Regions from separate parts of the Mus musculus genome. Here region 1 is linked to region 2. Evidence: chromatin contacts called from ENCODE POLR2A ChIA-PET data. All regions are on one chromosome and are shown on one strand. The core of a region is the stretch at or near the end of the contact, and the rest is flanking DNA. Distances in the headings are between cores, read along the strand shown. Region 1 holds the start of Slc30a7 (solute carrier family 30 (zinc transporter), member 7). Region 2 holds the start of Dph5 (diphthamide biosynthesis 5).

The links. ChIA-PET counts read pairs that join two places held with the same protein, here RNA polymerase II (POLR2A).
Region 1: POLR2A ChIA-PET joins it to region 2 with 15 read pairs in embryonic stem cell. The contact joins the promoter of Slc30a7 here to the promoter of Dph5 in region 2. POLR2A ChIA-PET finds 5 or more read pairs at or near these places in 2 of 5 experiments (Patski and embryonic stem cell).

Annotation. Positions count from the first base shown.
Region 1 is chr3:116,006,078-116,008,976 of GRCm38, reverse strand. It overlaps Slc30a7 (solute carrier family 30 (zinc transporter), member 7), which reads left to right and starts at 1,571. Exons shown (of 11, transcript NM_023214.7): 1 at 1,571-1,842; 2 at 2,042-2,143. The coding sequence starts at 1,763. Extl2 (exostosin-like glycosyltransferase 2) reads right to left here and starts at 680. Exons shown (of 5, transcript NM_001163514.1): 1 at 440-680.
Region 2 is chr3:115,886,490-115,889,554 of GRCm38, reverse strand. Dph5 (diphthamide biosynthesis 5) reads right to left here and starts at 1,372. Exons shown (of 8, transcript NM_027193.2): 1 at 1,278-1,372; 2 at 958-1,115. The coding sequence starts at 1,092. A930005H10Rik (RIKEN cDNA A930005H10 gene) reads left to right here and starts at 1,425. Exons shown (of 2, transcript NR_015487.1): 1 at 1,425-1,791.

The sequences.
Region 1 (2,899 bases), core at 322-2,821, 120 kb before region 2:
CTTAAATAAAGCAGTCTTCAAGGGGGAAAAAATCAATTGCAATAGCTATTTTGCCTTAAACGACCTCGTCTGCAGTCAGTTCTGGCTTCCTCAGCAATGCAGTAGGGTAGAATTGAAAAACTGCTCTGAACAACAACAACAGAGTAGCCTTTAAAAAGTAAATGCTACTAATTGAGAATATTTGCTTACATGACAATAATGGTCCAAGAAAGGCAAAGACAAAAGAGACATGTTTGTCCTAGAACTTATAGAATCAAGCCGTTTGTTACCAGCAGTTTTTAAAGAGGAACATTAAAAAAAAATCAAGATCTATTTTCAAAAATCTAAATTACAGAATAAATCCTTCCTACCCACAAAGTTCCAAGAACGAGGGCAAAACAAGCAGAGGTCCCAAATGGAAAGATAAAATCAATGAAAGAGAATTTCACAGTTGCCTCACCTCTAGTGCAGAAGATTGCAGCGGGGCCAGCGGGTTTATTTGCAGCTTGGTTAGCATAAATCGAAAGGAGAGTCTCCTTTGCTTGCCTCTTTTCCACCCCTTTCCTAAACCGGGCTTCCAACCTCTCTGCCCGTCCAATTGATAACCTAGGAAATGCGCCGCCTGCAAAGTGAGTGCCTGGAGCAGGGGACAGTTCCTGAGTGGCCACCCCTCCCTCGCTTTGGGTGACGCTCCACTTCCTGTTAGGCAAAAAGGCTTTCCCAAGAAGCTCGGTTTTGTAGTTTCCAAGCCACCTCCCCAAACCAGACCCCCTTTCCGGGTTTCCCCTTCTAGGTAATAACTTTTAATCATTCACGTGATCGGCCAGCTGACCTTGTCTAAACAATCCCCTAGAAAGATGCTGGAGAGTGTCTCTCTAGCCAGCCCAGGCCCACAAGGCTCATCCCCAGCCTCCCACCCAACAGGCTTGTATCTGCACCTCCTGAAATGGACCATAGTGACAGCTACTGTCTTGGGGGTGACAAGGATGCTAAAGGAACCTGTCTGCGGTTGCCTTCAGGGCTACAACCGAATGAGGTTGCAGGGGAGAAACAGCAAGAAGCGGACCTCAAGGCCATAGTCTATGGCCCTCTTCCTAAAGGACGTTTTAAAATACCTTTAAGTGTTTCTTTTGCAAAGCACTCAACGATCGCGTCCCGCGTGACGGTTTCCGCGGGTGGGGGTGGACTCCCTTAGCGTTGACCTCGGGAAGCCATTCTCGCACATCCCGTGCAGTGGCGGCGCAGCACGTGGCCGCCTGGGCTTTTCAGTGATGCTGCCTAAGGCACAGCGGGGATTTGAGGTCCTTTAGGGGGTTAATGCTGAAGGAGCAGGAGCGGGCTGCACTGCATCCGGGGACGATAGTGATGGGCGATCTGGGTGGGTGACAGCGGGCCCTGAACCAGTCAGCCACGTCTGCAGAGAGCCAGCAGGGGTATCTTTCGTGAGTTCAGGAGATAGGACCCCTAGCTCAGCTAGAGATAGATCCCCAAGCTTTCAGCTCGGACTTTCCGCAGCCCCCAAGCCCCGCCTCCTCCCCGTAAGCCCCTCCCCTGCCGGAGTCCCCGCCCCCGCCTCCCGCTTTCCCGTCCCAGGACGCGTTGCGCGGCCCGGGCCGGAAGTCCTCGAATTCCCGGGTGTGTGTCTGTGTCTGTGTCTCGCGGCGGTGCCGCGGCGGTCAAGCGCTTTGGGGTCCGCGTTTGAAGCGTCACCGCTGTCACTGCCGCCACCATACCGAGTCACTTCTAGAGGGACGGAGACCCGGCCCTTCGCCGGGTGGAGAAGATGTTGCCCCTGTCCATCAAGGATGATGAATACAAACCACCCAAGTTCAATCTGTTCGGCAAGATCTCAGGCTGGTTTAGGTGCGGGGTGCTGTGATTGCTGGGAGGGGGCTGCCCGGGATGCTGAGACAAAGCTGGGTGCTAAGGATGGCCTGAGGTCCAGCATGGGAGCGTCACCCTCCTGCTGTGGTGGAACGAGCATGCGGACTGGGTGGGTTTTGAGGGGTCCCCGCAACCCCCTTGGCTCCTGCTTGCTTCTGATCACCTGTATCGTGCCCAGGTCCATCCTGTCGGACAAGACATCCCGGAACCTGTTTTTCTTCCTGTGCCTGAACCTCTCTTTCGCTTTTGTGGAACTACTCTACGGCATCTGGAGCAACTGGTAACCAAAGGGGAAGATGATTGGGGCGGAAGCAGAGGGTGAGGGAGACAAGCCACTATTTGCTTAGTGCCACGTAGCTCCTTACCGGCAGGTTCACGTCTTACCTTTGCCACTACCACTTTTGCTGAGTTGCTCTCAGCGTACTCTCACCAAAAGGGAAGGGCTGCAGTTCTAAGATCGGGGACTCTCATTTCCTGCAACTCCATTAAACAGAACTGACAAACAGGCCCCCTCCTCATATTTTTTTTTTACTTTTTTATTTGGCAGATGCAATGAATCTCTTTAACAGCTTGCCTTAGCTATGCCTCAGGAAAAATGAGAGGATCCTGTTAGCTAACCTACCTGTGGGTGTGGCTTTTTTTTTTTTTTTTTTTTTTTTTTTTGGATTTCACTCCTAAGATTCTGAGAGAGAAAGATCTGAATGGCCCTGTTAAATTTATGATTGCCTTTGAATGACTTTTGAAGAGGTTTGTGAAGAGACCGTTGGCAAAGCATATGCCATTCTCTTTTCCAGTGAAACTGTCTTAGGATTTTCCTTGTATCTTTACTGCAGTAGAAAATCCCATACAGTTTTCTGAGAATGCCATTTTGACTTGAAGGCTTTGGTGTCACCTTTGGGCTTTTTTGTTTGTTTGTTTTTGTTTTATGGTGTCAAGATTTGGGTCGAAGAGAGTCCGGTGTCGCTAAGGAAGTAAAGTCACTGGAATTTAAGTATTTGCTGTGGGATAACTTCTGGGCTTGTGAAACTGCTCTGCA
Region 2 (3,065 bases), core at 123-2,622:
TTTCTGATCACTGATCCAAGACATATTTCTATCATCTTGAAGTAAGTATAAACACCGACAAGTGTGGCCAGCAAGTCAAACTGACCATTAAACACTACTTTTTTTTTTTTTTTTCTAATTCATGACCAACTTAAGAAGAAGCCTATTTAGGATTCAAGATTTTTAACATAACCCTGAAACCTTCAAAATTCTGAGTTGTGAATCTGAGAGATATGACCGGAAGTTCTCTGGCCCACACTTTTATATGGAAGACTTGACAATTTAAAAAAACAAAACAAAACAAAAAAACCTTCCTCTCCTCCTCTAACAACACATCAGCATCTTATCTCAATATAGGGTTCACTTTAAGTTTGACAATCAAGCAGAAACTGACCCTTCTTGTTGTAACTATTATTTACATATTTACCCTGTTTAAGGTATATAATGCACTAATACATCCTCTGGTTACTTAGTCACTCTATATGTACATGTGGGAATGACAGCCTTCCTGGGAGAGTACATGTAAGGTCTCTTTGGCTATGTTGCAGACAAAAAAAAATGAGATCGCTGTTCCCTATGGAACTACTTCAAAGACGGAAGCTTTCAGATCGCTTGCTGAATGTATAAGCAACTCATTAAGCCTGTGTCAGCACCTCATTAGCACTCAACTCGGAAAGGATGTCTGGCTAGCTCATGAAATAACGGATTTGATAACTATCCCCAAGAGTGTAAAATAACTTTTTTTTTTTTATTTACTGGAGAAAGGCACAAAATTAGACTTGTAAAGTAGGACAAACTACCGTTTCATTTCCCAAGTCACTGAGTATGAAGTAGATCTTAATGGACAGGGTGTGTGTTTTACAGGGGCTTAAAAAAAAAAAAAAAAAGCAGACGCTTAGAGTCTGTGCAGTCTAGGGTAGGAGAATCGGACGCTAGCTAGATGTCTTCCCCAGAGGCCTGGGGACTTTAATCACGTACCAGGGCTTCCTTCCCTACAGTCAGGACTGAGGTGTAGGCTTCCAGATACACGCGACTGCATCGTCTCACAACTTCCAGGCCCTTGACTGTGATGTCCTTGGCATCTCCCAGGCCCAAGCCGATCAAGTAAAGCATTCCGAACTCCAGGGATGGGGAGACTGCAGAGCGAAGTGAACAACAGAAAAACGTCAGCTAACACCGGGGACCTAAAGTCTAGGGATGAACATAAAAACCAAGGTGGCACCCTGCGTGCGTCCGACACTCCTGCATACTCTTAGAAAATAATGGAATGACTGTTTTTAAAAGTGTGATCCGATTACCCGCTTAGAGACTCGGAGGTGATTCGCTGACGTCCCTCAAAGTCTCACTGCAGCCTTTTAATAATTGCAGTCCCCAAACCATGTGCCCATCAGAGACAGAGCTTCCGGGTCTCACCTAACGGCGCCGTAAAGCGCAGAGCCCTTCACAGCACTTTACGACTGGCAGGAGGCGGAGATGACAGACCGCTCCAGGAACGAGCTATAGAGCGATCGCATACCCCCCGCAAGGCCCTCCAGGACTCGCTGACTCCCGGGCAGAGGTCAAGGGTCAGGAATGGGTCCAGCTGTGCGCCTGGAAAGGACCCAGCGTGCCCACGCTCCCGGCAAGCCAGGACTCAAACATCCCCAAAGGGCGTCCGGGCTGATGACGATAGCTCCCAATCGCCCTCCAGACGCACACTGGCAGGAACAACCGGAGGGACTTCCCTGACCGACCCCGCGTTTGCTCAGCTTTGAATTCCCGCTCTGTAGATCTGTCGCAATTTAACCAGAAGTCACCCTGGTGAGGGGACAGGTTGGCTTGCCCTGCTGAGTGTGGTTGTTAAGTTCCCAGGGGGGGGGGGGGGGCTGTGACTCCTTCTAGGGGTTTGTCCCTGGGATCTGATACCAGAATGCCTCAAGGGAATCTGCCTTAGTCACCCTCGGTGGAGAGTGACCTTTTAAGAGTGCTCAAGGGATGACTAAATACGAATGTGATGACATATACGGATGAAAAATGCCATAATGAAGCCCATTACTTAGTATGCTAACCAAAGGATAATTTTAAAAAAGAAAGTAGTTCTATGGCGGGAAGCGCATAACAAAAAGGAAAGTGCTTTAAACCTCTCAGCGGTTGTTGCAGAGATTCTTAAAGATTGGTTACACGCAGCTCCAGTAAGCGAAAAGTTTACACTGCAGATGCTCTTCCTAAATTCACTGGTAACTTTATCCAAGTTGGGAAGACAGTTCATTGCTTCTCTTGGCACAATGTAATGGCCTTTCAGATTTTTCTTAAGTCTAGCCTTTTCCTCCAAGGGTGCACGAAGACCTGATTCTCCCTGTTCCCACTAAATTGATTTATTCTTTGCACCATATTAAAATACATACACCTCAAAATAGATCATGGTGTAAATGGAAAGACCTAAAATTATAACAGAAGAAAAAAAAAAAAGAAAAGAAAAGAAAATCTGACCTATCCAGGGAGAGATTTCTCAGGTATGCTATAAAAGGCATGTTGCAAAGAGAGAGGAAAAAAAGTCATACTTTAATAATAAAAACTCCCTTCAAAAGACTGAAGTCGTACACTGAGAGAAAATGTTTGCAAACCAGAAATTTGACAAAAGACTTGTCAACAGAGCAAACAAACCAAAGGAAGGCTATCAAGATGCTGGTAAAGGAACTTGTCACGCAAGTCTGACAACCTGAGTTTAATCCTGGAACCCAGTTAAAGGTGGAAGAAAAACAACTCCACAGAGGTCTCCCCTGACCACCACAGGCTGGCACACCCACACACACCCCCACACCCCCCCACACACAAACAAATTAATAATAAACTGAAGATGAATTCAAATCTAATGGATTCTTAAATGGAACAAGAAAACAACTCAATGTGGAAAAATGTACAAAAGATTTTGAGTGATAACAAATAAGATAGGCTAATAACAGATAAGCATTTTAAAACTTGTCTAGCCGGGCAGTGGAGGTGCACACCTTTAATCCCAGCACTCGGGAGGCAGATGCAGGCAGGTTTCTGAGTTTGAGGCCAGCCTGGTCTACAGAGTGAGTCTTGAACCCCGCCCCCGCCCAAAA